4 separate regions of the Mus musculus genome follow, and all the other regions are linked to region 3. A link is a loop called in an ENCODE intact Hi-C map of the cell type or tissue named here. Cell type or tissue: heart. All regions are shown on one strand. Region 1 has its middle 8.5 kb from the start of Mdrl. Region 2 holds the start of Slc25a43 (solute carrier family 25, member 43). Region 3 holds the start of Akap17b (A kinase (PRKA) anchor protein 17B). Region 4 holds the start of Mdrl (mitochondrial dynamic related lncRNA).

Region 1 (8,000 bases), 160 kb before region 3:
GTGCCTAGAGAGGAGGAGAGTCATTCTTTCTTTCCAATCCCTTCACTGACGCCTTATTGTTGAGAACAGTAGCAACACAATCTCCCGGCAAAACCTGGCTGGTTCCGTGTTAGGCTTGGCTGGCCAGGTAATCTGCTCACCCCCATGACAGCAGACTCTGTCCTTGACAGAGTATAGTCACCAGGGCCAGCCCAGTAGTCTCTTGTCATCCTTTGAGCATCCCCGCTTTCCCTCTGCCTGGAACACTCCTCTTTTTCTGCTTTCCCAACTTCTGCTCCTCCACTTTCACCATCTCTGGGTAACCCCTACTCGTCTGCCATTTGTACCTTCCAATTGTTCTACATTCGGCTTATTCGGCAGGACCACATTTCTTTATTATAACTGCCAACAGGAACAAAAATCCCACCAGCATGTCCTAAGTGCTGACTGTGTGGCAGGCATGATCTCATTTCTGCATGGTTTCACTGAAAATTCCCAGGCACCCTCTGAAGTGACCACTGGTTTTACTTTCCCCATTTCACTGATGAGAAACTGTGGCTCAGGAGGCTAAGCAGTGTGCCCCAGGCAGTGGAACTCAGATCACTGTGGACCTAGAACCGTGCTCTTAACTCTCAAAGGCAATGGTGGTGCATGCCTTTAACCCCAGCAGTGGGGAGGCTGAGGCAGATGGATCTCTGTGAGTTTGAGTTCAAGCCTGGTCTGTAGGGTGAGTTCCAGGGTTGCACAGAGAAACCCAAAAGTCCATTTCTTCTGTATTTCTACAATAATTTAGCCTGGATTCTGTTGAACATCCCCCCACCTCTTCTAGCCTTATTAAGGGGATGCAGACAGCAGGTCAGCCATGTGCTATGGACAGGAGGAAGACTAATAATGCATTGATAATCCAGGTCTCATACCCCAGCCAGGGCTTCCCCAGTGCTCATCACCACATCTCAATTTGAATGCCTCGGTGATCTACATCCCTTTTAATAGTGCAGGGAGAAGGATGCCTTCAATATCCATTTTTGTGCTTGTTCAGAGAGCAAGTCTTTCTGGGAGAAGATTGTCTTTTAAACATCATCGAAAAATATATTCAGGAACATTTCAACATTAAAAACAAAACAAAACAAAACAAAACAAAAAAAATGAATTGCTGCTAAGACTGGATTTGGCCAGCCATCACCTGCCCCCTTGTGGACGATGCTTTCCTGACTCTTTAAGGAAAGGGAGAGGAAATATCTGCAGTGTCTGACATTACCCAGCATCTTTGCTGACAATCGTGCAGTGCAGCCTGGGGATTGGCCATTCTGCCCCCACTGATCAGGAGTACCTTACAAATGTCTCCGGTTTCTTTAGTCCATGACGAGGGTGTTGTAGCTGGCACTCAACACTTGACTCTGGTGCAACACCACACTTGGCAGGTGCTGGTAGCATTCTGGCCCCTTTCCTAATTTTCAGTCATGGTCTTAAAAACACAAAACCAACCAAACAAGAGAGGAAAGATTCCCTCTTTCCTGCCATCCCTTTCTTGCTAATCCTATGGCCACCATCTCAGCCTAGAGCAAATACCCTGACTGTCGGACCAACCTTATCCCTGGACTTCCATTTCTTATGATAAGATACACATGTTCGTCATCTGATTCTCTACTTCCATGTCAAGCTTGCACTGCCTACAAGTCCCAACCTACCTGTCAGACAATAAATACATACTATCTGGCTGCCTGCTGTGTACAAAGCACTGCGCAGGAATGTGCCCCAGTAAAAAAGGTGTGATCACAATGGCTGTTGTGCTTTTTGTGTTTTTGTTGTGTTTGTTGTTTTTGTTGACTCACATAAGCTGGAGTCATCTGGAAAGTAGGAACCTCCATCGAGAAAATGCCCACAGCAAATTGGCCTGTGGGCAAGTTGGTGGGGACGTTTTCTTGATTGATGGCAGGAGGGCTCAGCCCTCTATGGACAGTCCCACCCCTAGACTGGTGGGCCTGTGTTGTATGAAAAAATAAGCTGAGAGAGAGCCATGGAGAGCAAGCCAACAAGCAACATTTCTTCATACTCAGGGCTTAGATTTCTGCCTCCAGGTTCCTGTCACGCTTGAGTTTCTGCGTTGGGTGCCCTCAGAGATGGCCTGTGAAAGGGATGTATGAGCCAAATAAACATTTTCCTCTCTAGCTGTTTTTAATCATGGTCTTTAACACAGCAAGAGAAAGCAAACTAGGGGCTGGTGAGATGGCTCAGCAGCAGGTAAGAGCACTGACTGCTCTTCCGAAGGTCCTGAGTTCAAATCCCAGCAACCACATGGTGGCTCACAACCATCCATAATGAGATCTGATGCCATCTTCTGTGGTGTCTGGAAACAGCTACAAGTGTACTTATGTATAATAATATATAAGTCTTTGGGCTAGACCAAGCAGGGACTGAGCGAGTGGGGCCAACTGGAGCGAGAGGGGGGCGTTTAACTGGAGCTAGTGAAGGTCCTCAAAATTCAATTCCCAACAACGACAGGAAGGCTCACGACCATCTGTACAGCTACAGTGCGCTCATATACATTAAATACATAAATAAACAAATCTTTTAAGAGAGAGAGAGATACAGAGAGAGAGAAATCAAACTAAAACTGGTGTCTACTGTCTTAGAGAGGAAAATGAGTCTTAGAGACACTAAGCAGCTTGCTGGAGGGCACCCAGGCAATGAATAAGAATGAGGACTTAAACCCTCCACACTCTTTGCCTTTTCCACCATTACCACACTCCCTCCATCAGATAATTTTTCTGGAACTTTCTCTGTGTGCTGGCTACTGGTTGGTCTTTTTATTATTATTATTATTATTATTAGTGGCCGGGCAGTGGTGGCGCATGCCTTTAATCCCAGCACTTGGGAGGCTGCCAGCCTGGTCTACAGAGGGAGTTCCAGGACAGCCAGGGCTACACAGAGAAACCCTGTCTTTAAAAAACAACAAAAAAATTTTTTTAAATTATTAGCACATATGAATTATATACATAGTAACAGATTTCATTATGAAATTTTCATACATAGTGTAATGTATTTCAATCATATTCACCCCCACTACCCTCTTGTCTTTGTTCCATTAACCTTTTTACCAAATAGCCCTGCCTTCTACCTTCTTCTCCCTGTCTCTGGTGCTGGTCACTGTTCTTTATGCTAAAATTATAGGGATGAACAAACCAGGCGTGTCTCTGGTCTCCCCTTTTAGAGCATCTAACCTCATGGGAGAGGCTATTTTTTGCTCCCACAGCTCTGTTCCTCCAGTTTCTGCTGGTCTATTTGTCCCAACTCCTCCCATTTGTAGGAAGTTTAGGTTTCAATTAGCTAAATAACATGCTCCTCCCTTCTTCCTTTCCTTCCTCCCCTTTTCCTTGATTACAGAAACAGATACTGAGAGCCCACGCAGGGCAGTCTTTTACACAATTAGAGATTGTGTCTAGTGGCACTTGTGATTTCCCTTTGTACCATCCCGCCTCTGCACCCTAACCCCTGTTGTGCCTTCAGTTCTCCCACTATCTTCTTCATGGTCCTGTGCCAAAATTACCAGGGCCCACCTCAAATCTTGCCTCCATGGTGGGGTCTCTCTTGACCCCTGGCCACAATCATCCTTCTCCTCTCTGAAGTCATCGAACAATTCCCTGGGGAACTCAAGAGTCAGAATAATGCATTTAGCACACATTTGGTATTCTGTATCCATAACTCTCCCATCTATATATGGATCTTTTGTTTAGACCCAGGCAGCATTTACTGAGTGTTTCTCATGGATTTCAACAGTGGCAAACCAAAGGTGGCAAACCTTTGTAGATGCTCTTCCAGTTAACAAAGAAAGGGCTGTTTTAGTCATGATTGTCACAAAAGCCGTTTCTATTTCATCTTTCAACTTAAAAATTACAATTCAAATGATTTCCTGAATATATTCTCATCAGGTGAGTGAAAGAATGATCTGACTACTGTGTTCTTTGATCAGCACCCCCTCCCATGACAGACTCGAAGATACAGAGGCAGAAGATGAGGTTCAGAGAAGGGACATGATGTGCCCCGGGTCACACAACTTAGTGTGCATGAGACTCCATCTTGTGCTGTTGTCATTTTCCCTGGGCTGTCTTCCAGAGGACAAGAGTCATGTTTATCAGGGGTTCTACGTTAAAGCTGGGGCTGAGAAATCTTTTTTCCTTTTTTTAAATCAATGAATGCCACCACCCCCACCCCCCCACCCCCGGGCACATGGCTTTGCTTTGCACAAGCCACTGTGCTCTGACGTGGGTTACACTGACCCCATCTAGTCAGTGAAGAGTCTTATCATCTATCTCAAGGCGTTATGTCATTGGGACCCTGAAAGTCTCCTTCAGGAACTTCTACAGCAAGTCGAGGCCCGTCAAACATTTTTTTGAACATATGCCATTGAAGGAAATACTAGGTATGCTATTGTCAAGGAGCTAAGACTTGCCTAACACATCCCACACACTTAGCCGACCAGCCAGCACATGCCCAAATTCTATATTATGTACTGCTGATGACGTTTCTGAGGGTTCAAGCCAGCAAGCGAATAGGCTGGAGCGGTGTTGGGAAGGCTTCTTGGAGGAGGTGGGGCGGACTGCAATCATTGGCAGGCAGCCTGTGTGGTGAACCGGCTGCGTGAAAAAGCGCGCCCTCTGTAGGTAATTTCAGGAAGGGCGGCTAGAAATCGGCCGGGTGGCCAAAGGGAGACGGAAGTGACGGGTACTCCGCTGCCGGCGCTTCTACGGGTGCACCACGCTGTGCCGCAGCCGCTTCCTCTGCTTCCCTTTTGTCCAGTCGGACACAAGGCGCCTTCCAGCCCCCATTACGCCCATCGCATTTGCGATTTCCGCTCGGGGCGTTCCCAGCCTTTTCCCAGCCTTCTCCCCTATTTGTCCTTGGTTTTAGGCGTGGCGAGCAGGGGCGTTTCCTTCAACTCCTCGCCACCCTCCGAACGGCGATTGTGTCTGCCACCATACAGAAAGCGCCGGGCCAACTTTCCCAGGCAAAGGCCCGCCATCTGAAAAAGACAGATGGGTGGCTACCGAACAGACACTGAAGCACTTCGGGTTTTGTTTGTTTGTTTTGTTTTTCTTTTGTTTTGTTTTTAACCAGGCTTCGGGTAAAATACTAACTCTTTTAATCCTCACCACAGCGCTAGACAGGTGGCGTTTCCCAGGCCATTTTATAAGAGAACAAACGGAAGTGCTGAGAGTTGAGTGTCTTGCCCAGCCTCCTGTGGGGCATTTTTAAAATTAATGATTGATGTGGAAGGACCTAGCCCAATGTGGGTGGTGACATCCCTGGGCAGGTGGTTCAAGGGATATATATTTATTTATTTCTTACTGGCTGCCTCAGTTTCCCAATCTGGGAAATGGTGATTACAGCACCTGTATTTTAAGACTTTTTGTGGGGGGAATTAAATAGGAGAAGCCACATTCAATTAGAGGAAGGTCCACCCTACAGCAAAAGCTGAAGAAATGGCAAAGAGCATACAAGAGAAACAGAGTGCACTGGCTTTTTAAGCCAGTCGGAGCCTCTTAAGTTTTCATCTGCCTTCTTTGAATGGGCTCAAGAGTAGGGCACTTTAGGCTCAGGCCTAGGGGCATGCCAGGTCTAATAAGCCCTAGTTAGTCACATGGAAGTGCAGTTGGTACAGCTCTAATGACAGTGTCCTCAGGTGCTCCAATAATGTGATTGCTCCTCTCCTCTTGGAGTGGCTTGAATCATCTTGTGTGATAGCCAGTGTTCATTACTGTAGCCAGCACAGCCAGATGCCCATCAAGTACTATATGGAGGGCCCTGTGTTAGAAGTTCATGAAGGAGTGGCCAGCATATGTTCAAAGAGTGGTAAAAGCATTTGAAGTGGAGTCATCTGGAGTCCACAAGGTACGGGGAGGGGAGTGTTTCATGCCCCTGCCTCTCAGATGAGCCTCTCATTTTGCCTCTTGCAAAATGTAACAAAGCAAAAGAAACGGTGCCTCTGACCAAACTCCTATTGTATCCATCTAAGCTCACATCTACTATATGGGTACAGTGTTAGGAATATAAAGAAAAACAAGACAGAACACCTAATGGAGACAAACAAGGAGATACTCAGTTGCCATACAATGAAACAATTAAAATAATTAGCTGAACAAATGTTTCTTAAGTATCTATTACTTGCTATGTACTGTTCTGCCCAGGCACTGAGGACACAGCTGTGAATGAAAACACATAAAATCCCTGCCCTTATGGAGCTGACAGAAATGGAGTACTCTAGTGGCTAGCGGAGTATAGGCAAGTTGGAGAGGAGGTGTGGTTTGAGCCGAACTTAAAGACCTGTGCATGGGCCCATAGCATGTGCACAAGTCACAGAACAGAGGGTTAAGTACGTACTATCTCTCCATCCAAGGTAAAGTCTGGTGCTGATGAGATGGCTCTGTGGATACTTGCTGACTGACTCCTACAAGTTGTTCCCTGCTTTCTGCGGGTACACAGTGGCATTCGGGCATCCCACATACAAGATAAAGAAATACATGTTTCAAAAAAGAAGAGCTACAATCAAGAGCAAATAGTCCAAAGTCGAAGCCTCCACATTTTTTTTTTTGAGTGCCACCCTGGCTAAAAGTGAAGGGCTCCCAATGTCATTTGCTCCTGGGTTTGTATTTGTTAACTGGGGCCTCACCCAGTAGGTTAATCACCCTAGCCGCAGGCTGCTATCCCGCAAGAGGTCCTTACCAGCATAGGCTTAGACCCTTCATTTAAAAGGCAAGCCTAGGGCTCAGGGGGTGTGTTCCAGCCTGGGGACTTGCTCTCTCTCACTCTCTCTCTCACACACACACACACACACACACACACAAAGAAATAATTTTTAAAGGCAAGCCAATTTTGGAAGAGCTGAAAAAATTTGAATAAAATAAAGCTTAAATTCAGAGCTTTAGGTTTGAGTATTTTGTGCACTGATGATTCCTAACTTTGGCTAAAATAGAAAACCACCCACGTGCTGAGAGTGGTCTCTGTAAGCAGTGCTTTTTATAATGCAAATTTCTTTTTGGTATCTGTCCAAAGGACTTTGTTGGTGGATACTAAAACTATCTGGTGGCTTTCATTGTTATTTTATTTTGACAGGCTCACCATAGGTAGCCTAGACTGGCCTTGAACTCAAGATCCACCAGTCTCTTAAATTCAAGAATTACAGGCCTACCATCACGCCTTGCAGGCTTCACTTTGCAATAAGTTTTATGGCTCATGGCTGACAGGTCACCTTGAAGTTCTCCTAGAATTCTTCTGATAAGCCAGATAGTGCTGAGCACATTCCTTTACCTTGCTACAACTCAGTTTTATCAACTGTGAAATGGAGCAAATAATTCCACCTACGTAGCAGGGTCAGTGAGCTGAATTCATGTAAACTGTGCTTAGTGCAATACCTGACATGGGAGAGGTCAAAATAATGGGCCTTGATCTTTGTAGCTTGAGAGGAATCCCTGGTATGTAGTTGTAGCAATTATTTCATCACGAGAAGCACATTCTCTTCAATCTGTCTGGTTCTAGAAACTCTGGAAAGAACTGTAGCCCCACTTAAGAAATAAGCTGAATATGCTGGGATATGCCTATATTCCACCCAGTACTCGAAAGGCTGAGATAGGAGAATCACAAAGATTGCCAGTTCGGAATTAGCCTGGAGTACTTAGCAAGACCTTGTCCCAACCAACCAACTAATCAATCATTTGATCTACTAATATAAAATTTACCTTCACACACACACACACACACACACACACACACACACACACACGTATGCATGCAAGCACAAAATTGCTTTCCAATTTTCCTGATGGAAAGACAGATGGAATGTGACATGACTCAAGAAAGACATGGAGCTGAAGTAGGATTATAATTTCTATGGCCAATTGTCTAATTGGCAAACAGGATGCTTTCACCCATATGCTCAAGTGCTTGTTACCCCCTGACCTTCATATCTACAGTAAGGCTACTTACTGAAAAGTCTTTTTAAAAGTTATTTAATTTTTTTTTTTTTT
Region 2 (8,000 bases), 100 kb before region 3:
AGGCATCTAGGGGGAAACAGGCCCTTGGCTTACTAAAGTCCTTGAACTATCTTATTATGTTGGCTTGTTATATGAAGTGGTCTTATCAAATGTAGAAAATGAAAAGAAAGAATTGAAGGAAGTTCTTTCTTCCTAGCCTCTTAACCACCAATCTTCCCTTAGAATAGCAAAGTCAAGGGGCTGGAGAGATGGATGGCTCAGTGGTTAAGAGCACTATCTGCTCTTCCAGAGGACCAAGGTTTGCTTCCTACCACCCACATGGCAATTCACAATCATCTGTAACTCCAGTTTCAGGGGACCTGGTGCACTATTCTGACCTCCGTGGGTACTAGGAATGTACACATAAGTACATGCAGGCAAACACTCATACACATTAAAATAAACAGTCGAGATAGATAACCTCGTTAGGCTACCAATGGCATCACTATGGTTCCTATATCTTAAAATTCTTGCCTGTATCTGGGGCACAGATGCTTTTTTTTTCTCCAGGGAGGCTGAATGCACTAGTGATCTGCAGGAACCCCTTCCTGTCAGCTAGCTCAGATTCTACACACACCCCTGGATATATGTGATCAGTACTTGTAATTGCTAACACAAGCTAGCAGCCAACATAGCCCAACCCAAGCTCATGACTGGTTTATGTAATAAGGATATGGTGGTGGCTCTGAGCAATTCATAACTGCAGGGACCCAAACCAAGGCATATTCAGACAAACGAGCAGTTGTGCAATAAAGTTGGAGGAGGGCCTTCTTTTTGATGCATTAGAAAGCCACCCATTGTATCAGCTCTTCTTTGCTTGTGACGGAAGCATAGCACCCACTACTAACCAGCCATCTCCTTTCATTGTCCATCCAATCAAGCAGAGATTTTAGCTGTGTGGTAGTAGGCAGAGCCCTGGACTAAGGAGCCACAGGATCTGTTTTTAAGCTTGAGCTCAGTCATTGTAATTATAGACAAATTTTTTTTTTCATCCACTCCAGTCACTGATTACGCTGCATGTTTTGTTCCAATCAGACAGTGTGCTGTGATTCCCAGTCACCTGTTTTGCAACTTCGTGGTCAGGACAGAGGACAAATGAATGGATATACTGATTACCCATGATTGTCATCTTTATGTAGGGCAGATGCCTTCACGACTAATCAACCTTTCTTACTATACCTCGTCTTTCCCTGGAATGGTTTCTCTTCAGTTTTCAGAAAGAAAACCATCTGTCAAGAAATCAAGTCAGCAAACCCAGTCTATGTGATTCTTTGCTCTTCTGTCACCAACTTATCCTAGATCCTCGCAGCTGCTGCATGGTGCGGCAGGCTTCTAGCTACTGCTACCACCCACAGTCTTTCTCCTTTCCCATCCTACCCTACCACCATGAGACAATCACCCTCCGCCCTTGATTTTTTAAACCCCGGCACTCCCCCCACCTTGCATAAATATTTCCCACCGCCATCCTCGCATACCAAGTCTGATTTTCAGGATCTTATTCCAACCTGCTTTTCCAGCTGGCTGTGCTGCACGCCTTTCCTCTTCTTTGCCTGTGCTGACATTCCCTGCAACGCCTCATCTTTGCCTATCAGACTCCTACTTAATCCCCCAAGGCCAAACTCAGATATTTTCTTCTCCTCTGTGAAGCCTTCCCATAATCTCATCCCTCACCTGGTGTCCGTTTCCATAGCATTTGATTCATAACAATCACACACTACCTTTATGTGTGTGGATAGAGACATACTGGTCTTTTTTTTTTTTTAAACAAACAAAATGAAACAAAACCTAGTATGTTATAAACTGTGTAGGGGTCCATACTTCTTTCTTTCTTTCTTTCTTTTTTTTTTTTTTTGAGACAGGGTTTCTCTGTGTAGCCCTGGCTGTCCTGGAACTCAGAAATCCGCCTGCCTCTGCCTCCCACGTGCTAAAGGTGTGCACTACCACGACTTCTTTCGTTCTTGCATTTTCTCCAACTTCATGTCCATGGTGGTTACTTCTGTGTCCTAACTAATGTCAAGTGAATGCAGAAGGGAAGATGGCATGATGTGTTACAAACTGTACAAGGTTTGGAATCAGAAGGCCAAGTGGTAATACTGTCACTGATTTGAGGCGTCCCAGTGTGAGCTCAGTTCTCTATCAGTAGATACGGACATAGTGCTTCCTGTCCTGTGTCCTATGATTGTTCTAGGCAGGACCCAGAAGTTGTGAAAGCCAAATGATGTAAATATATAAGATGGTTAAAAGGGGGGCTGGATAGATGGCTCAGTGGTTAAGAGCACTGACTGCTCTTCCAGAGGACCTGAGTTCAATTCCAAGCAACCACATGGTGGCTCACAACCATCTGTAATGGGATCTGATGCCCTCTTTAGGTGTGTCTGAAGCAGCAACAGTGAACTCACATAAAATAATAAATAAATCTCTCTCTCTCTTTTTAAAAAAGATGGTTAAAAGAAAAGCCATGCCATTAGAATCAGACTTTGCAAATCTGTTCCCTCCCCCTGCTCCTTCATACACATTCTCTTTTATCCAAGGGAAGATTTCCCTACCACTTTGTGGAGAAGAGAGGGAAATAGGGAAAATTGAATCATTAAAAGTCAAGACTGGCTGGGCATGGTGGCACACACCTTTAATCCCAGCAGTCGGGAGGCAGAGGCAGGTGGGTTTCAGAGTTCGAGGCCAGCCTGATCTACAGAGTGAGTTCCAGGACAGCCAGGACTATACAGAGAAACCCTGTCTCGAAAACCCAACCAATCAAAAAAAAAAAAAAAAAAAAAAAAAAAAAAAAAAGTCAAGACTGCAGGCCAGATGTTGCTGGGGGAAAACAGCAGAAGCCACACACAATGCTGACTGGGGAACACTATACAGGTAAGGATGGTTCCATTCAGAGCATCAATTGCCGGGCAAGCCTCCCAGCCCTGGTCTTTCAACTAAGCGCTTGACTCTCCCAAGGCTGGACTGTGTTTACTGGGATGGGAATATATGGTGGGAAATAAAGCACACTATGCTGGGCGTGGTGGCGCATGCCTTTAATCCCAGCACTGGGGAGGCAGAGGCAGGCAGGAGGATTTCTGAGTTCGAGGCCAGCCTGGTCTACAGAGTGAGTTCCAGGACAGCCAGGGCTACACAGAGAAACCCTGTCTCAACCCGCCCCCCCCCCCCAAAAAAAAAAAAGAAATAAAGCACATCACTAGCTGCTCCAAGGCCTGGGGTTTTACTTCCAGCCCTGGGAACAAAGTAAAAACAAAACAAAAAGTGTCTTGACCACCTCCTGCCTGTAGGCTGCATGTCTAATTCAGAGCTAAGGCCAGTCTTTAGAGCTGGCCCTGTGCCTAGCGAATGAGGAACTTACAGACCATCGTCCCCAATAGGGAAACAGACCCTCCCCTCAGAGCCGTCATCACTGACTTCCTTTTTTAGGCTTCCTTTCTAGCTCCCATGCAAACATCCTTGAGCTCTTTTTAAGGTCACTCCCTTGCATCTTTAGCTCTTATTCTCGCAGCAGTGGTTGATGTGGGAGAAGGTGAGAAACCGCCGCCGCAGGATGGCAGCTGGGAGTGGGGGAAACATTAGGCTGAGGAGACAAGTCCCTGCTGGAGAAAGGATGCTGCAGACCCTGTTGGATCCTAAAGCCAAGTTAGGCTGAGATTGGAGATGGGGATGGTGGACAGAACTCTTTTTGAGGCAAGAGACTGGTCCTTCTTCCTGTACTACCCACTTACTCCTTAGGACACTGGTCTCACTTTTTACACACCATCAAGAGTGTTCTCTCCTGCCGGGCGTGGTGGCGCACGCCTTTAATCCCAGCACTCCGGAGGCAGAGGCAGGCGGATTTCTGAGTTCGAGGCCAGCCTGGTCTACAGAGTGAGTTTCAGGATAGCCAGAGCTATACAGAGAAACCCTGTCTCAAGAAACAAACAAACAAACAAACAAAAAAAACAAACAAAAAAAAGAGAGCGTTCTCTCCTAAGCCAGAAAAGCAAACATTTTCAAGTTACTAGACGTTGGGAATGGATAGACCTTATCGCCATGGGAAGCCTTTTTGTTTCTTTACCCCCAGATATCATTTGCTAATTCTGCCTCCTCCCAGAAAGACTCAAGAGGTCACAAAACTGCAGTTCACAGGGCAAGAATCTCAAGAGCATGTGAAAAACTGCTACTGTACCCTAGGGGCCACACATATGGCCTTGTAGCCCCCTCCCAAGGCCAGCCTCCACCCCCACCCGACTCCCATCCGGTTTTACAGAGGAAGGGAAACTGAGACTTCTTAGGATTCATCAGGGTGGCAGCTTTGCCATTCCAGTCCGATCTCCCGACCCCTCCCACCGGGCTCTTACTTTCGGTAGGCGGCCAGCTGTACCATGCTGCAGGGGAAGAGGCGCAGGCAGGCCACGCCATTCCCTTTCCACAGGGCCCTTGGCCCCTCGGACAGCCACACCCGGCGTCCGGTGGCCCACAGCCCCAGGGAGTGGCTTTGCACCTTGCCGACTTGGGCCAGCACAGTGGCAAGCTCCAGGGGCGCGGTGAGGCTGAGGCTGAACGCCCCGGCCAGCCCCGCACACAGGAGCCGCTGGCTGCCGGTTAACCGGCCATCCCGTCTCCACGTAGCCATCCTGACCCAGGCCCGTGCCGGCCACCTCGTGGCTGGTGCCCTGGGCTCGCGGGGGCAGTTAGAGCAGTCCGGCCAGGCCCCGCCCGGCGTGGGGCGGACTTGGGAGATGAACTGGGGAAGTCAGGCTCACACCCGAGCAGCGCCTCAGGGATAGGGTGGGATCAAAGGCGACTCTCTCAGGTATCTGAGGCATGCTCAGTTAGTGTGTGTTTGCAATGCAATAGGCAAGACCGAGGCTTCCATTTCCTGTTCTTTCTGGGCCTAGCCAGCATCACGTTTTTCTTAGGTATTCCCTTAGGTACTTTGCTTCTTCTGGGTCCCTTTTCACATTCTATGTCATCCCCCTTCGCCTGTCTATCTTCTCTTCCATAGGCTTCTTTTATTTTAAATCCAGAGTGCAGAAAAGACAGACCTTGAATAACAACCTGCTGCTACCTAGTAGACAACTTGTTAGAGCCTCCTTTTCAGAGACTATAGGTGTGCTTAAGGCTTTGGAACCTTACCTGCCTTAGAATCCTTAGCTCTGCAGATGACATGTCATAGGAGGGTAGGGAAGTCGATTGCTCACTTTGTGTCCCAGTTGCTTCACCTGTACTATGAAGATGGTACTTTCGAGGATTAAATGAAAATTTAATAAATGAAAATTTAATTTATAAAGATGAAATGAATAGTGGCTGGAAGAAGTAACCAGTCTGTATGTGGTGCTTATGAGGGTATGACTAGCTGCTGCCGTAGAGAAGAGGAAACTAAGACACGGAGACACTTGCTCAAGCCTGAGTGTTCACTACCTCGCAGAATCGGGGTTCCTATGTAGGTCAATGTTAGACCTAATAAGGGCCACACCCAAGGATTGCATAGTGGCAGTAGTACATACATTCAGTGATTCTGTTAGGTAAGGGTTAGGACAATATAGGTAAAAAGGTGATAACTGTGGCTTTGCCAGAATCTAAGAAGGATTTAAAAATATTAACAACTTTCCAATTTTATTTCTGTTTTTTTTAAAGGGCTCAACAATGATAATTACAAGGAAAGAGACAGCTAGCAAACGCACTGTTAGCATAAGACATCCCAAATTTGCATCTTATTTTCTATATTGATTCTCATGTTGCTAATGGAACCTTTTCAAGCTAAGCACATCCATCCAATCTGGCACACACTAATTGTACATTTTCATGGGATACAATATGATATCAGAACACATGTCCCAGCAATTTCAGGTTCTTGGTGGCTCATCTCACTACTGAAAAAATGGGGGAGATGGCTCAGTAGGTAATGTGCTTGATAGGCAAGCAAGAGGACCTCTAGCATCCATGTAATAGTTGGGCACAGTGGTCCATGTCTTTCTGAAATAGTGAACTCCAGGTTTGGTAAGAGAACTTGCCTCAGAAATTAAGCTGGCAGTGTCAGAGGGATGGGGGAGAAGACTGGAAAGAGAAAATGACAGAATGAAACCAACTACTGTGCATGCTAATTTTAAATTTAGAATAAATAAGTAAAACCAATCCATTGAAAAAGAGTGGAGATAATGATCAAGGTAGACACTTGATCTTAACCTCTGGCCTCTGTATGTACAGGCATGTACAAGCTCGGTCTCCACCCTTCCCCTCTTTGCACACATATGCACCAAAATAAGTGAAGGGTTTATTTTATTTTGGCCAGAACTGAGCAGACAAAAATTCTGAATCCTCTCTGCTTTGCCCATGTTAGTGTTATGATTTATAAAAGGTGAAGCAACAGGCTGGAAATAATGCATATGTAAATTTAACACTGAGTCCAAGCTATTAGAAGCCAGAGAGACAAGTCTTTACTCGTGAGAGACCAGTTTATCCTCTGGTACCAGGGCTCCTGTGAGTGGCTTATCTTCACCCCAGCATAGATTTTCCCAGGGGGAAATTCTAATCCTTGGGGCTTCTGTTACATAGATACAATATAGAGTGAACAAATCAAGGTAATTAGCATACCCATCACTTTAAACATTTGCAATAATTTATTGTAGATTTCAAAATAATCCAAAAGAGGATTTTTGAGTGTTCCCAACACAGAGACAAAGAAGCCATTTTTAAAACAGGAACCATTTTAAACCTTGGAAGCTCTAGGCTAAGAAAGACAAGGTCTATTTCAACCTGAGTATTTTCTTTTTCTAGGCAGATACACGGAACATTAAAGCAACTAGCAGCAAAGCACGTATTTGATGCCTTCTGCTTTTTCTTGATAAGGTGCTGACAAGATGGGCTCTTATTTTCCGCAGCTAGTCTTGCACATCAGTTAAGCACTGGGCGGGGCAGGGTTTCCGCTGGGAGCACTTATTTGCATTAGGGAAGCCTTGCTCTGCTCTTGGCAGCTGGGGAATAGGCTTATTTGTCTTGTCCTGTGAGTTACTGTGTCTAGCGGTAAGGGAATTTTCTAGCTGTGGAAAGTGGCAGCATGTAACTTTATAACTCTGCAGATGTAGGATTTTGTACACTTGATCTTAGCCAAAAGGCCGAGAAGCGATAGATGTAGGATTTTCAAAGGCATGAATTGGAATTTTGGACCGTGGTAAGGAAACCTTCAGGTACCACTCTGCCCTAAGCACTTTTGTTAGCACAACTGGGCCGGCCTTAAAGCTCTGTCAGGAAAACATCGCCCTGGGAGTGCAGCTGCTGATGCCTGTCGGGTTGTACAGAGGGTTGGTTCAATTGAATCAACTCAAAACACAAAACCATTTTCCTTTGGAGATGTGGAGTTGAGCATTGAGCACACTAGGCAAGTGCTCTACCATTGAGCTATGTCCCTAGTTCAGTTTGATTTTGTTTCAAGGCAGCTTGTATGGGAATTTCAAATATACCTTCTTGGAACTGTATTCTCTGCCTTTTTTGTTTGTTTGTTTGTTTGTTTGTTTTTTTGCACAAGTAAGATGTTCAAATGAGCCAGGCACGGAACCAATTTAAGTCTAGGAAGTTCTAGGCCAAGAAAGATAATGAAGTCTATTTTAACCTCAAATGCGTTTTTGGTATTTTTTTTTCTTCTGAAGTTAACATTGAGCAGTAAAATGACTAGCAGTAAAGTATGTATTTGATACCTTCTGTGTTTTCATGATAATGGGCTCACGAGATGTGCTCACATTTTCCCGAGCCCAAGTCTTGCTCATCTGTTAAGCACTGGGTATGTGATACTTGTCATGTCCTGGGCATGGAGCCCAGGGTCTCACACATGCTAAGCAAACACTCTTCTGGTGAGTATGTCAACTTGAGACTTAAGTCAATTCCCGATGACGTCTGGCGTTTGAATTGCGATGTGTAGACTCTAACTTTATTTGCCTTTTTTGGGGTACCTACTTAAAGAAGAGAAAAGAAAACTCTCCAGTGATCCTTGAGCCCCGCATATCTCGGGGAGTGTACAGCATGTGAAACTGAGGTATTGTGCTCAAAGC
Region 3 (8,000 bases):
TAATAATCACCCAGTGATACTCAATAGGGGAGAAAGAAAAGGCGGTTACTTTTTCCCAACCCTTCATTCATTTGGTCATATCTGAAGTCTAAAACAATCTTTACAGTTAGCTGCTGGGGGCTCTCCCCTCCCCGCCGCCCCTGGGTGTATTTAAGTGTTTCCTGGGCATGTGTGAAGCCATGAGTTTAATCCAGGCCCCAGCAAACCAAAAACATTTAGCAACCTTGATGTTTGTTTTCCAGTGCTAAGGAATCAGGGTTATTACTTACACCCTACTCAGGAGCTCCTGACAGAGGAACCCACTCCTACGCATTTGTATTTGTGTGTATTTTACAGGAAAATCAATGCACAAAAGTGTATTATGCCTAAGCTATGGGATATTCAACTCTAGATCTTATACATTATTTTAATCATACACACTTTTTATCCCAGAGATTTGACACATAATGAGAGCACATCTCACATAATTACATATCTGCACATATTTGCACAGTGCATAAAAAAGATACATCTATGATTTGTAGGTCAGGCAGAGGTTGATAAGGATCAACTTATTCTAGACTTTGTATAATAGGCATGCAAGATAACATAGCTCACTGGGGAAACAATAGGAATTTATATTAGAAGTATAAAGTGCTCTGAGAGCCGGTCGTGGTGCATGCCTTTAATCCTAGCACTCGGGAGGCAGAGGCAGGCAAATTTCTGAGTTCGAGGCCAGCCTGGTCTACAGAGTGAGTTCCTTTACAGCCAGGACTAAACAGAGAAACCCCTTCTGGGGGGTGGTGGTGGTGGTGGGGAAACCAAACCAAACCAAAACAAAAAACCACCACCACCACCACCAAAACCAAGATCCATTTTTAAAAAAGTGTAAAGTGTTCTGAGATGGCAGTAGAATAGCTAGGAATGAGGCTGGACAGGTGAGACCAGATTCCAGATTACAAAGGGTTTTACAAGCAGTGCAGTGGGTTGGGGCTTTATTCTAAGAGCACTGGAGGCAAGAGGGTAGTGGGAAAACATTAGCAGCTGTGATGGGCCTTTAAGTGGGGATGCAGTATGGGGACCCTATTGTATTTTAGAACCAGAGTTGTAGCTTCCGCTGTGAAATGGACAAGGGCAACACTCAGTGTTGAGAACTTTTCCCAGCCAGAAGTCGCCCAGGGGGCTCTGTGGCAATTGTGTAAAGAGGATGAGAGTCGGATAATCAAGCAGGAGGGATGATTTATTTAGGCCAGAGTGAGCAGCAGGGGTCTTGACGGAAGTGAATGAAATTAACATTAACCTCCACACCAGGTAATCAAGCAAAACCAGCCCTGTGACAGCTGCTGCTGTGAGAACCTCCCCAGGGAAGGAGTTGACAGTAAATCTCTTAAGTGTCAACTTTGTGATTTGTCATCTGAGAAAGTGAATTCCATGTTGATGAACTCAAAGAAATGTCATCTGGGCAAGGGTTGGAAGGGACACTTAGTTCCTGGTGTCTGTTTTCAAAAGATTTAAGGCAATTGGCTTACATTCAGAGAAGACCCTCAATTTGTGTCTTTGAACATCAGAGCCTGGAACAGTGGGCCAGGAGAATGGTCTTTAAATTGTTAGAAAACCATGGAGAAGGAGAGGCAAGGCTACCTTTGCTTATCCTCAGGCTAGAAGGCCAGAGACCAAAGTGACCATCGCAGAGTCAGGGAGTCTTGGTGCCTGGTTCCTGGAAGTTTCCCAGCATACAGGGTCTAAGCTCCTGTACTGGATACTGGACAAGAAGAAAATAAACCCACAACCAGTGAGTGTTCTCCTAGGTTCTTGCTGACTTCTTGATGGGGAAGATCTGGTCAAGAGAGTGGCTAGTTCTCAGCTATGACGGTGGGTAAGTCTCTCCGTGATGTTTTTTTCTCTTGTAAAAAATGTGTATGTGTCCACAAGTGTGTGGAGGCTACAGGTCAACATCGGGTGTCTTCTTGATTGCTTTGTTCCTTATTTTGTGAGACGGGGTCTCTCACTGAACCTGAAACTCACCAATTGCCTAGCTAGCCTGGCTGACCAGCAAGGTCCAGAAAGCCACACAGTATCACCACCTCTGGCCTAATTCCCATTCCCTTTGCAATGGGAATTGCAAACTCACCCTACCACATTCCAACTTTTACACCCTTGCTACAGATCTGAGCTGGGTCCTCATGCTTGCATCCCCCTCCCCCAGTCTTGGCTCTCTTTCTTTTCTTGTGCTTGTTCTTTATCGAGACAGGGTTTCTCTGTGTAGCCCTGGTTGTCCTGGAACTCACTCTGTAGACCAGGCTGGCCTTGAACTCATAGATCCGCCTGCCTCTGTCTGTGCTGGGATTAAAGGCCTGTAGCACTGTTCTCTCTCTCTCTCTCTCTCTCTCTCTCTCTCTCTCTCTCTCTGTCTCTCTCTCTCTCTCTCTCTCTCTCTCTCTCTCTCTGTGTGTGTGTGTGTGTGTGTGTGTGTGTGTGTGTGTGTGTGTGTGTGTGTGTGTGTGTAGTGGGTGGGTGTTGGTGGTGTCTGCAGTCTCTAAATCACATAATTAGGCAGTGGGGTGGGCGGTGAGTAAACTGGACAAAACCTTGAGCTAGTTAGAACCTTGCAATGGAATTAACTTTGGCCCTTGCTTGGCTGTACAGGAGGGGCGGGGTTACTTTAATGCTTGCTCGGGAGAAGGCGATTGGCCCTGGGGAAATCCTAGGGGCGGGTCTAGTCGGTGGTTGCCATTGGTTCTGCCGGCAAGTCAAGGGATGGCAGCGAAGGGGGCGGAGCTCTCGAGGGGAGTCAATTGGTCCGCTGGAGCCCACCAAGGGATTGGAGCAGGCAGGCGTGCAAACCTGCACCCTGTAGCCCCCAGCCAGGAATCAGGAGGCAGCCACCTGGAAGCTCACGGGGCCTGCAGCGGGGCGAGGGGCGCTCGGGGCGTTGGCACGAGCGCGCGCGCCTGCGTCGCCTTCTCGGATGCGGCGAGGACGACTCTGTGTCGCGACCTGAGCCATTCAACAGCTGGCCTCGCCCGCGGCGGTGGAAGAGAGCGACCAGGAGGGTTGATCCTTGACACTGCGGCGGCTGGAGGGAGGCGGCGGCAGGAGCGGTAGCGGTTCCGCTACCCCAGCGGAGCTAAGCGTGAAGGTACAGCGGCTGCTGAGGCTCCCGATAACACCCCCCCCCCCCTTTCTGAGAATCGACCAGGCGGCTGCGTCCTTCTGCGTCCCGGTTGGCCGGCCGCCCTGGCCTACCGGAGTCTTGGGTGCCTGGGAGGCAGGGCCGCGTTGGACCCTGAGTGAGGACTTGGGAGGGGTTTTGGAGAGAACCCAGGTAGCCAGGCCTGCTCTAGGTGGAAACCAGGTTTTCTAGAGATGCCCCTAGGCTTTCCCCCTTGGATCCATTCGGCTGCTCTCTTGGGTCTTGGTGCCGCACTAGGGGGCGCTGTGGCCGCTGCTGCAGCTGAGGTCACTGGAAGCTTTTCCTTAGGGTGTACTAGATTGCTTAGGAAAGCTGAAGGATGCCCTCCTCCCTGCTGTATGCAAAAGCCAAGGGCTCTGGTTCTCAATCTGCTTCAGTGACATTCATTCCAGTTAACCACTACCCAGGGTCCGTTGCCTCTGCCCACTGATGACCACCAAGGGCCTTGTGAGGTTCCTACCGTGGATGGAATTAAACTGCTTCTAATTTGACCCAAGAAAGCAGGGTAAACCTCTAAGCCTTTGGAATGCATAGTCTTGAGCTTTGAGTAGATGGGCAGAAGTATCAGGGAAGAAAGCAAGTTGGGGAGCCTCATGTCTTGGATACTGCTGTCTCTGAGCATGTTGGTCACTGGGACTAGTACCATTTTTACATTTATCACCTGCTTATGAAACCAGTCACTACCTGAGCACTTTTGAATGTCACTAACTCTAAACATGTGTTGATTGGAACCCTGGAACTCTGAATTGCAGTATGGGGACTACCTGGGTCTTTTTATTTCCCACAGGGTTTCAAAGATGGTACCCATTTTACCTGATGTTCTTCCTGTCTCAGATCTACCTTTGAAACCTCATACTGTTGAAATACTGTAAGATTGTGAAGTATAATTGATAGGGATGCCTTTTCAATTCTGAAAATGTAGTGGGGATCTCTCAAATTCAGTTTTTTAAAAGAAAATTTTTTTTAAAGCATGTGAGATTCTGGTAGCCACACATTTCTTTCTTTTTTTTTTCTTTTTCTTTTTTTTTTTTTTCTTTTTGGTTTTTGGAGACAGGGTTTCTCTGTATAGCCCTGGCTGTCCTGGAACTCACTTTGTAGACCAGGCTGGCCTCGAACTCAGAAATCCAGCTGCCTCTGCCTTTTGAGTGCTGGGATCAAAGGCATGCCCCACCACGCCGGGCTGGTAGCCGCATATTTCTGTGTTCTATTTTTTATTCCTGTGTGGGGAGTGTATCCTCTCAAAAGGATGGAGTAACTTGAAGCATGGGGTAACTTCCATGAAAGTGTTTTTTACTTCAGTTCTTGTAAAGCACATGGAAAAGTGGAATGAGCCTCCAGGCACTGGTGCCCAGGGAATACCAGCTGCTATACCCATCAGAGGACGGCTGGGGCTGACTTGAAGAGGAAGTATAAGGTAGAGGGTAGGGCATGCAGAAACCATCTTCTGCAGTAGGTGGACTCGAGGTCTCCCATTTATTCTTAACCAAATATCACACAAGAAAAGTGTGGCTCATTGGTCTATTTTTTTATATCATATTCAGGCAACAGACCCAAGTTTACTGGATCCATGTGTCATCAGAAGAAATGGTGAGGCTTGTTGATGGTGTGTGTGTATTGTGTGTGTGTACACACATGAGAGAGAGAGAGAGAGAGAGAGAAGAAGCTCTCTGCTGTTAAGGCTAGCTATGCCTTTTATTTTCCCAGCATGCACCCCTGCCTTTGTCAGAGAAAGGAACTTATGTTTTTTTTTTTTTTTTCAGAATGGAAAAGAAATCTTACTTTAATTATAATTATAGAATCCTTTTAAAGAAATAATATTTTATTTTTCTGTTATTTGCTTTGTTTGTTTTTTGTTTTTTCCAGACAGGGTTTCTCTGTGTAGCCCTGGCTGTCCTGAACTCACTTTGTAGACCAGGCTGGCCTTGAACTCAGAAATCTGCCTGCCTCTGACTCCAAAGTGCTGGGATTAAAGGTGTGTGCCACCACTGCCCGGTGAAATAGTATTTTATTAATCCTTTGAGAATTTCATACATGCATATGAAGTCTTTTAATCATATTTACCCCATTATTCCCTCCTAATTCTTCTCAGACTCCCAACACCATGTTCTCTTAAAAAATAACCCATAGAGTTAATTTGTGCTGCCTAGATAGTCATGGCTTGGGGACCATCCACTGCAGCATGCAGGACCCTTAACAAAAGCTGACTCTTCCTTCCTCAGAAGACATTAACTATGAGTAGTGGAGAGAAGAGTTTTATTGGTAGTGGTATTTTAAGAATTCAGATTCAATCTCCATTCAGGTTTACAGATTTTTTTGTTGTTGTTGTTTCCAACATATTCCTGGCTTTTTAAGAAGCTTAAAAGCTTAGTTGCAGTTGGAGGCAGGTCACAGTTGAAGTCAACATGGTCTACATGGAATATAGGGAGCATTTCTCAGAAGAGACAGTATAAGGACTGGGACATATTAAGGAAGTCCAGTGAAAATTGAGTAGTAGTAGCGGCAATAATAACAATATAATAATAATAATTCAATGCTTTTGGGGCTAAGTATTTGCTCATCTCATGTGATTCTTCAAAAAATCACACACACATACTCAGAAAGAGAGAGAGAGAGAGAAAGAGAGAGAGAGAGAGAGAGAGAGAGAGAGAGAGAGAGAGAGAGAGAGAGACTGGGCATGCTAGCTAATGATTACTATTATTCCAGCACTCAGGTAGACTCAGAAGGATTAAAGTCCTTCTTGGCTAGATTGGAGGCTAGTTGAGCTGTATGAGACCCTGTCTTAAGTACACATAAAAGATAAGAAACAGGAAACCCCCTGTAAGATAAGTACTGGTCACTATTAGGGGTTGAGTATCTCAAATCCAAAAATCTGAAATCTAAAACACTGCAAAATCTGGAGCCTTTTGAATACTGTCACAGTAGCACAGGTGGAAAAGTCCACGTATGTCCTCATGTGCTGGGCTGCTGTAAAGAAGCTGCATTAACAATATTGTATAAAATTACCTTGAGGCTATGCATACACCATGCATGGGAAACATGAATGAGCTCTGTGTTTCTATCTGGGTTTCACCCTCAAGATATCAGCTGGGTGGTGGTAGCGCATGCCTTTGATCCCAGCACTTGGGAGGCATAGGCAGGTGGATTTCTGAGTTCAAGGCCAGCCTGGTCTACAAAGTGAGTTCCAGGACAGCCAGGGCTATACAGAGAAACCCTGTCTCCAAAAACCAAAAAAAAAAAAAAAAAAAAAAAAGATATCTTCTTCTATAGAGATAGTTGTGAGCTCAAACATTTTGGACAAGGGATATTCCATGTGGATCTTCTACAGTTTAAACAGGTGACAGACCCAAGAAAATCCCCTAGCTACTTGATGGCATTTCAAACCAGAACTACTTGAACGCATTTTGGTTGTTGATTTTTTTTTTCTGCCACTATAAAGGTTCCATGAAGTAGACTTTGAAGGGTGGGTAAAGTTTGTATGAGAGGGCATATTTGGTGAGGGGAATCTTCATCTTTGGAAGACCTCAAAGAAGTCTGGATCAACTAGAATGGGGATATGAGCATAGAGATATGATACCCACTAGGTGGGGCTGAGGTGGGGAGGGTCTTGTTTTTAATGCCTTAAGGAGAATTTGTGGTTTGGTGTAATAAATTGAGCCTGCTGAGAAATTACTTATCTTGAGTGTGTACATATGCACATGTCACAGTAAATGTGTGGAGCCCAGAGGACAACCTCAGTTATCTGTCCTCACCTCTACCTTGTTTGAGATCTGGTCTTTTTGTTGTTCCATCCTGGGCATGCCAGGCTAGCTAGCCTGAGAGCTTGCAGGTTTATCTCACTGCAGGTGCACTGGAATTACTGACGTGCTGCCACACCCAGCATCGCGTGGGCTCTGGAGCTCCGTCACTCGGGTCCTCACACTTGCCTGGCAAACGCTTTCTCTACTCACCGAGCCATATCTTCAGTCTGGCATATTCATAATCTCTAAGCAAGAAACAATATGACAGAAGTAAAAATTGTGTGACTTCCCTGGGTCCCTGGGCCTATGTCTCTTTCCTCTTTCCTCTTTTTTTTCCTGAGGATCTTGTTCAGGTGTGAGTGTACTTAATTATTGTTTTTGATCTCTCTAAACCCCTAGGGAGTACCAAATGCATGCAACTGAGTAGATTCTTGGGTCTACTGTATAGGAAAAGGAAGCTAGGAGCTTTGTGAGAAAACCTGCCCCTAATGAGTAGGCTTTAGCCTATACGATTTGATTTCTGTTTTGTTTTATGTTTGAGACAGGGTGTTGACATGTAGACCAGGCTAGGTTTGAATTCACAGAGATCCATCTGCCTCTGACTTTCAGTGTTGGGATTTAGGGTGTAAGTTACCATGCCCAGCAGCCTGTACTACTTGAAAAAGCAACTGAATTGGGGGAAGGAAGGTCAGCACTGAAAAACTGATGATCTCAGTAAAAACCAAGACCTTTAGCTTATCTTGCAAGTCTCAAAGGCCTGGGTGATCTCACACACACAAGACTGAGCTTCACAGAGTGAACCCCTTCAGCTGGGTCTCTGCATTGCCTTTCTCGTGGCCCTGGAGTCTCTGGACACTCGTCCGAGGGAACCAAGCCCTACCTAGCAGATTCCAATTCAAGATTACCCTCTTGCCTCACTGTGCAATCAGGAACTTGCCAGCCGACTTCCCATAGCACTATCCATGTGGAATGAACATAGTCCCAGCTTGCTGGCAGGCGGCATATTTCATCATGGAAGAGCTGTCTGCCAGGAACTGAGCATCATCCCCAGGCAGCTTCTTTTCTCGGGCCTGGGACTGAAAGCCTGTTCT
Region 4 (8,000 bases), 180 kb before region 3:
GCATGTGTGGGTGACTGTTTCTCTGTGTAATCCTGGCTGTCCTGGAACTCACTCTATAAATCAGACTGGCTTCAAACTCAGAGAACTACCTGCTTCTGCTCCCAAGTGTTGGGATTAAAGGTGTGTACCACCACCACTTGGCTTAAAATAAAATTAAAAACAAAATTAAAAGTACTTGTGGGGCTAGAGAGATGGCTCAGTGGTTAAGAGTGCATGCTGTTCTATCAGAAGGTCTGTTTGATTCCCATGTCGGGTGCATCGGGCATCTGAACACCTGTGGCATAGACATACAAACACATACAAACATGCACATAAGTATAAAATCAATCTATATTTAAAGGATCTAATGATTGGGCTTGTGAGATGGCTCAGTGGTTAAGAGCACTGACTGCTCTTCCGAAGGTCCTGAGTTCAAATCCCAGCAACCACATGGTGGCTCACAACTATCTATAATGAGATCTGTCTCCCTCTTTTTTTTTTTTAAGATTTATTTATTTTTACTATATGTAAGTACACTGTAGCTGTTTTCAGACACTCCAGAAGAGGGTGTCAGATCTCATTACAGATGGTTGTGAGCCACCATGTGGTTGCTGGGATTTGAACTTTGGACCTTCGGAAGAGCAGTCGGGTGCTCTTACCCACTGAGCCATCTCACCAGCCCCTGTCTCCCTCTTCTGGGGCGTCTACACTCCAGAAGACAGCTACAGTGTACTTACATATAATAAATAAATAAATAAATAAATAAATAAATAAATCTTTTTTTAAAAAGATCTGATGATTTAACTTTGTGGGAAAGCATTTCAAACCTTACAAATCCTTCCAGGCTTCTAGGAGGGCTCACTGTAGTTGTGGCCTCCACCTGTCCCTTCAAACTCTGGCAATGCCTCAGCCCTATCACAGCTGTCACAAATGTCCCCAGAACTTTATCCCAACTCGTTTTCTGTGGTGCTTCTCTTGCACATATTTTGGAAAGGAACCATTGTGCATTCCTGATATTTATACGTCCTCCAGTATGATATTTCTCAAACACTACAGGCGTTTGGAGAGTGATTAATATGCACCCTCTGCCCCAGGCAGTGATGCTCTATGTATTTGCTCTGACCTCGCTCATCCTCTGACGCCCTTCCCTTGAACTACAGATTATACCCTCAGTTCAGATTCTGACCATGGTGTGCAAAAAGCCCCAGGATCTCCCCGCTGTTTTCCTTTCTTTTTCTCCAGTTCAGTTTTTCTTTTCTTTTTTCCTTTTAAAGACCTAGTCTCACTGTGTAGCCCTGGCCAACCGGGAGCTCACTCTGTATACCAAGCCGGCCACAAACTCATAGAGGTCTGCCTGTGTCTGCCATGATGTCCAGGTTATTTTCATTTTACTCCATTCCCTCCATTTACAGATTCTCTGTAGCCTATGTCTGGCCATACTGTTAAAATCTTGTATTTATGAATAAATTCAAACTTCCAAACCATTGCAAGACTTAAAACAGCATAAGAAACACCTCATAGGGGGCTGGAGAGATGGCTCAGAGGGTAAGAGCACTGACTGCTCTTCCAGGGGCCCTGAGTTCAAATCCCAGCAACCATATGGTGGCTCACAGCCATCCGTAATGAGATCTGATGCCCTCTTCTGGTGTGTCTGAAGACAGGGACAGTGTACTTACATATAATAATAAATAAGTCTTTAAAAAAAGAAACACTTCATAATCTCTTCCACAGTCATTTGCTGTTAATATTTAGACACATTTTCTTTGCCATGTGAATTTACATGTTCCGTTTACACTTTGCTGATGTGGGGATAGAAATTTAAACCCACAAACATACACACTTACATAGGAATGTATATGTGTTTGATGAATGTGTGTTATATTTATATAAACTACACACAAACACATACACACCCAATGCTGGGTGGTGGCGCACACCTTTCATTCCACCACTTGAGAGGTAGAGGCAGGCAGATCTCTGAGTTCAGGGACAGCCTGGTCTACAGAGTGAGTTCCAGGACAGCCAGGACTACACGGAGACACCCTGACTTGAAAAACCAAAACAAACAACAGAAAAATAAAAATTTCCTTCTACATAGCCAATGTTCTGTAAGTATCAATTTCATAAATGTAACTCATACACTATTTTACTTTAGTGCCTTTATTGCAGTTTCTTCAGTTGATACAAGTGTGTTCTTTAGAACACTTCCCCTCCAATTACAGGACCCGTGCTGGGGTCAGACTGAATTTAGTTGTTCTTTTTAACTTTCCTTAATGTAGAACTATTGACAGCATCCATATATTTGGTCTTTTATTTTAAAAAAGAAAATTCCTTTTGAATATTATAGTTTCCTCTCCCACTAACATTTTGAGCTCATGGCTCTTTCTGACTACGTTGGAACAGTGCATCTTTGTTTGATGTTTATTTGTTTTATATCTGTTTCATCAGTAATACCAATGTTTCTTTTTTCTTCTTCCTGAGAGCAGATCTCACTCTGTATGTGACTCAGGCTGACCTTGAACTCAAGGCAATCCTCTTCTCCGCCTCCAAAGTGTTGAAATTGCAGGTGTGAGCCACCGTGCCTAGCTAATGATGTCAGTTTTGACCACTACTTAAGAGTAGTAGGGGCTGAAGAGATGGCCACACAGTTAAAAAAGAAAAAGAAAGAAAAAGTGTGCACTGCTCCTGTAGAGGAGCCAGCTTCAGTTCTCAGTACCTACAGTGGGTGGCTTACAACTGTGTTTAAGTAACTCCAGTTCCAGGTACACCTTTGGCCTCTGTGGCCACCAACACTCACATGCACAAACCCACAGTCAGATGGTACATAAATACATACATACTTTAAAATAAAAATAAAGCTGTTTTTTTTAAAAAAATAGTGCACAATTTCTCTACTGTTCACTACATTCCTCCCTTGGCACAGAGTAAGCAATTTGCAGGAATTCCTTTAAAATCGGGCAGCTATCTTGCTTTTCATTGATCCCTTCCTGGACTTAGCTTCTAATGAACCAGTTCTTGTCCAGTCCTGTCTTTCATCATTACAAAATAATGATGTGTTTCCAGCTTCCACACTCCATCTGTAGTTACTCCAGCCAGTTTGGACCACCTTTGGTTCTCCAGTGCCTCCCAGGTTTTGCTCATCTTCCAGCCTGGGGAGTGGGGCATAAATTGCAGTGTGAAACTCTAGGGGGCGCCATTCACTCACACAGCAGCCATGTTCTACAGCGGTAGAGGCTCTGGGCTCTTAAGGACAATCCCCGCCTGTCAATTAATCATTCTCCCTCGCTTGCCATCCCTGTGGTACTATACACAATTGCCTTCCTAGTTCTCTGCCTCTCATTGGGCTAAAATTTTCTCTCTCTCTCTTTTCTTGTATGTATCCACAGCACTTAGGAGTACCCAGTTTAGTGTATGTGCTCAGTGGATGTTGCGCATGGATGTGTGTGCATACATACACATGTATGTTTAAATTTATACAACATTGAATGATTTAAAATAGTATAAGGGACATCTCCTAAAGTCTCTCTCTCTCTCTCTCTCTCTCTCTCTCTCTCTCTCTCTCTCTCTCTCTGTGTGTGTGTGTGTATGTGTGTGTGTGTGTGTGTGTGTGTGTGTGTGATTTATGCACATCATGAGTGCATATACACTAGTGCCGCTGTGTGCATGTAGAGGCCAGAAGATAACTTTCAGGAATCAGTTTTCTTATTCTGGGATCTGGGAACTGAACTCAACTTTTTACTTTATGTGCCATCTTACACATAGAGAGAGGGGGGGTAGAGGAATTGCTAGAGAGCACTTCACTGTCAGAGGACAAAGTCCAAAAGGGCCCTGATACAGTTGACTCATCCTTGTATTCTCTTCCCCCTTCCTCAGTATGTGGTATGGGACTTTGTTCTTAACAGGCACTCCACAAACGTTTGCTGAGTCCACGTGTGTATACTGATTGTTAGGACTATCTCTCCACCCACCCCCCACCCCCCCACCCCCCGCCATTTCTCTAGAACCACAGTAAAATAAACCCTGTGTAGGCAAGATCTGAGCTGGGTGAGAGGTGAGATGCCCTTGAATTGCTTGCTGTACAGCTGGGTCCAGCCCTGATTGAGCTTGAAGCCAAAGGAATGTGCTTGTGTGCTATCAGGGTCATCAGTATGTTTGGGGGGCACCTCTAAGGGAAATGGAAGGCTGTCAAGGACCCCTCTAGAAGCTCTGAAGCCTTCCTAGTTGATAGTCTCTGGTTTCTCTCAAAGACTCACCCCTCTGCCACCTAACCTAGAGGAGCTGACTGTGGATGCCCTTCTGAGGCTGTGCCACTTGGAAGGCATACTCTATATAAGGCTGATGCAGAAATAAGAGGCCTAGGAGGGGTCAGGGTGGCAATGCAGCCCCACATTTGAAGAGCACAGGGAACCTCTGGGGTCCCCGTTGCACAGTGCCATTCTGGCTGAAAGAGTTCTAATGGATGCTGGGTTGATGTCTTGCTGGGCAGTCTTGTGGCTTCTCCCTCCTCCCAGGTCTCCCCAGGCCTGCTGCCATAGCAGCACATACATCTTTGGGGATGCTGAGCTTTTAGCCCAGCTCAGCTGCCAGAACAACTCTTCCCTGAAGGCACCACTGGAGAAACTCTCCGAGGGTTTTTCTCAGCTCCCCAAGGGCTTAGTCAGGCTGTAAGAACAGCCCAAGGAAAACGGTAGCAAAGTACAAATTTTATCATTTTGTTTGTTTCGTTTTGCTTTCTAGTGCTAAAAATGGAACCTTGGGGACTCATGCATGCTTATATGTTTTACCACCGAACCCTTTTTGAAACAATGGATTTTCATGAATTAATCTTTTGAGACAAAAATCTCACGATATAGCCCTAGCTAGCCTGCAACTTGCTATGTAGACCAGGCTGGCCAGAAACCCACAAAGAGCCACCTATCTCTGCTTCTTAAACGCTGGGTTTAAGGGGATGCACCATCACTTCCAGTCTCGTTAATATTTTTTGTTTGAGACAAGAGTCTCACTATGTAGTCTGGACCAGTCTTTTTTAAAATATAATTATGTTTTTTGTTGTTGTTGTTGTTGTTTTTTCAAGACAGGGTTTCTCTGTGTAGCCCTGGCTGTCCTGGAACTCACTCTGTAGATCAGGCTGGCCTCGAACTCAGAAATTTGCCTGCCTCTTCCTCCCAAGTGCTGGGATTAAAGGCATGCGCCACCACTGCCCGGCTATAATTATGTTTTTAAAAAAGATTTATTTATTATACATAAGTACACTGTAGCTGTTTTCAGAAACCACAGAAGAGGGCATCAAATCTCATTACAGATGGTTGAGAGGAGAGAGAGAGAGAGAGAGAGAAAGCAGGAATAGTGCCTTGCAGTCCAACCCTCGGGAGGTGGAACTGGAAGGATCAGAGGTTCAAGGTTATCTCCAGCTCTATAGTAAGTTTGAAGCCAAACTGGATTATGTGACACTGCCTCTGAAAAAGCAACAAGAACCAACCAACCAAACAAACAAACAAAAAAACACAAAAAAAAAAAACCCACACACATTCGTATATGGGCAATACAAATTGAACTCAGTGGGTTTTTTTTTTTAATTTTTTTTGTTTTTGTCCCTTTTAAAAAGGGAAAACATGAAAGTGGGCAGGGGCTGGGGCAGTGGGGATGGATCCAGGAGGAATTATTAGGCAGTGGGAGTGATTGTGATCAAACTGCATTTTATATATTGAGATCATTCAAATATTGTATTAAAAATTAATAGGATATAGTGGCACACTTGTGGGGCAGAGGCAATCAGATCTCTCTGAGTTCGAGGTGCGCCTAGTCCACAAAACGAGTTCCAGGATAGCCAGGGCTGTTACACAGAGAAACACTTGTCTTGAAAAAAAAAAGAGAGAGAGAGAGAAAGAAAGAAGGTAGGAACGAGGTGGGAGGTAAATCTGTGAGTAGTTAGGGGCTGAGTCTCAAAGAATTAATAAAACGATTACACTTTACAAAACAACACATATTGCATTTACTATATGCCGGGCACTCTTAAAGGCTTCCCAGTCTTTTGACTCATTCATTGCGTTCCTAGCTTGGTTCTTTAAAAAGGGTCCAGCTGTCAGTCCTCCACGCTTTACAGTCAAAGAAATGGAAACACAAAGAAACAAAGCGGCGTGCCCTACAGCACACCATTTGTAAGCGGTAGAGTCAGAATTCCTGCCTGGGGCGACTCTGGTCTCTTTTCTATACCATTCTGCTCTGCTGCCTCCTTGAGCTGATCAGCCAGTCAGAATAGGGCAGGCTGAGAGGCAGCTGCCTCTCCTCCCTTCTCCTTTCTTCCTTGGGCTCTTTACTAGGGATCAAGTGCAGAAAGCCAGCCCTTCCGCCTTGCCATAGTAGTGTGGGGGCGGGGTGAGGTGGGGAGTGAGAAAGGTGGGGGAGGGGAGGAGGGCAGCGAGAAGGGGAGGCAGTGCTGTCTGGGAAAGCTAGCCCTGGGAGGGGCTGAGGAAACCTGAGATAACAGCACTGGCTAAACTCCTGCGCTTTAATTTCCAACTGTGCGGAAGGAGTCCCTGTGGGTGAGAGTTACCCCAGTCTCTTCATCCGTCCTCTTAGGGAATCATCAACTACGGAAGAGCCAGGCCTAAGCTCTGCCTTAATACTCTGTACAGAGTAGGGAAGAGAACACGCGCATCTGGGCACTCTGAGCGCTATCCCGAAAGAGAATGAATTGTTTATATTAAGCAAGGACAGAGTGGTTTTATTTTATTCTGTGAATTTTAGTCTTGGGAAATCCTGACTGAACCTGAGCCCTGAATGCAGACACTTCTCCAAGACAGTTAGGTCACCTTTGTGGTTAGTCAATCAAGTGACTGTTTCAAAGGCACACATAGGTTCTGCACTCTGCTAGTCGCCCTGAATATAAACGTGAGTAAGGATGATTTCATCGGGTCTAAAATGCTGCATGTTTGTTTATGCATGGATGGCCTCCAAGGGGAATGAGGAGGGAGGGGCTGTCAGAATGTGGAGGTAACACAGATGGCCTGTGAGAGGTTGGGTACCAGCTTGGGAGGGAGAGTGATGACCTGGTACCTGCAAGTCAGTTATGCGTTGGGACTTTGGCACTGTAGGGTTATACATGTTGCCCGTGCAGGAATAAGTGATTCCTAGTGTTGTGTTTTATAAAAAAAGAAAAGGAAGCCAGGGATGTTTGGTAGAGGCGCGGTATGGTGCTGGGGAAGAGGGTGCCTCTGCGGGGGCCCATGCTGAGGCATCCCTTCCCCCACTGAGGGACCAATCACATGACGAGTATAGTATGGAATAGAGTTTATTTAGGGCATGGGAAGGGAGTAGAGACAGAGGGGGGGTGGGGGGAAGAGGAGTAGAGGCCGGCCATGAACACGTGGAGAGAGACAGGGAGAGGAATGGGGAGAGAAGGGGCAGAGAAGGGAGGGTACGATAGTGAGGAGGGAGCAAGCAGCCCCTTTTATAGTGAGTCAGGCATACCTGGCAACAGCCAGGTAACTGTGGGGCAGAGCCTAGACGAAATGTTAATACCCAGCTTCACGCACAAATAAATAAATGAAAATGAGGGAGAGATGCTTATGTAAATATGTAAGAAAGCTAGATGTTTTGTTTATTTCGTTCCCTCCTTCCTGTCTTCCTTTCTTCTATCTTAACTTACCTTTTCTTTCTTTTTATTCCTAAATAAGCACTTACTGTATCCCCAGCTTGTTTAAAACTCACAATGTAGAGCCGGGCGTGGTGGCGCACGCCTTTGATCCCAGCACTCGGGAGGCAGAGGCAGGCGGATTTCTGAGTTCGAGGCCAGCCTGGTCTACAGAGTGAGTTCCAGGACAGCCAGGGATATACAGAGAAACCTTGTCTCGAAAAACCAAAAAAAAAAAAAAAAAAAAAAAACCTCACAATGTAGTCGAAGCTGACCTTAAGCAAGTGGGAGTCCTTCTGCCTCAGCTTCCCAAAAGCATTGTTATGGTATTGGGGTGTTGGCAAGGGAGGAGACAGGGTATAGACTGAATTGACAGTTTCTCTTCCTG

What was found. Peaks named below come from ENCODE experiments on the same cell type or tissue, not always from the same donor. Only the 100,000 strongest peaks of a DNase experiment are listed, where the experiment ranks them.
Region 1: it touches region 3 in a loop (1.8-fold over the local background); 5 of 42 quality-filtered maps call a loop at or near these places.
Region 2: a loop joins it to region 3, with 3 times the contacts of the local background. A loop is called at or near these places in 12 of 42 quality-filtered maps.
Region 4: a loop joins it to region 3, with 2.6 times the contacts of the local background. A loop is called at or near these places in 5 of 42 quality-filtered maps.

The regions. Positions count from the first base shown.
Region 1 is chrX:36,804,747-36,812,746 of GRCm38, reverse strand. No RefSeq gene overlaps it. Among named protein-coding and RNA genes, the nearest start is that of Mdrl, 8.5 kb to the left of the region's middle. In heart, CTCF peaks have their summits at 1,169 (motif pointing left) and 4,636; a DNase peak (open chromatin) is centred at 4,866; H3K4me3 peaks cover 1,378 bases; H3K27ac peaks cover 1,430 bases.
Region 2 is chrX:36,740,332-36,748,331 of GRCm38, reverse strand. It overlaps Slc25a43 (solute carrier family 25, member 43), which reads right to left and starts at 4,700. Exons shown (of 5, transcript NM_001085497.2): 1 at 4,314-4,700. The coding sequence starts at 4,588. In heart, a CTCF peak has its summit at 3,267; a DNase peak (open chromatin) is centred at 3,321; H3K4me3 peaks cover 876 bases; H3K27ac peaks cover 845 bases.
Region 3 is chrX:36,640,168-36,648,167 of GRCm38, reverse strand. It overlaps Akap17b (A kinase (PRKA) anchor protein 17B), which reads left to right and starts at 2,754. Exons shown (of 7, transcript NM_001081956.1): 1 at 2,754-3,118. In heart, a CTCF peak has its summit at 3,399 (motif pointing right); DNase peaks (open chromatin) are centred at 2,717 and 3,387; H3K4me3 peaks cover 1,137 bases; H3K27ac peaks cover 843 bases.
Region 4 is chrX:36,815,596-36,823,595 of GRCm38, reverse strand. It overlaps Mdrl (mitochondrial dynamic related lncRNA), which reads left to right and starts at 6,396. Exons shown (of 2, transcript NR_131979.1): 1 at 6,396-6,870. In heart, a CTCF peak has its summit at 3,163 (motif pointing right); no DNase peak of the experiment used is centred here; H3K4me3 peaks cover 1,477 bases; H3K27ac peaks cover 1,425 bases.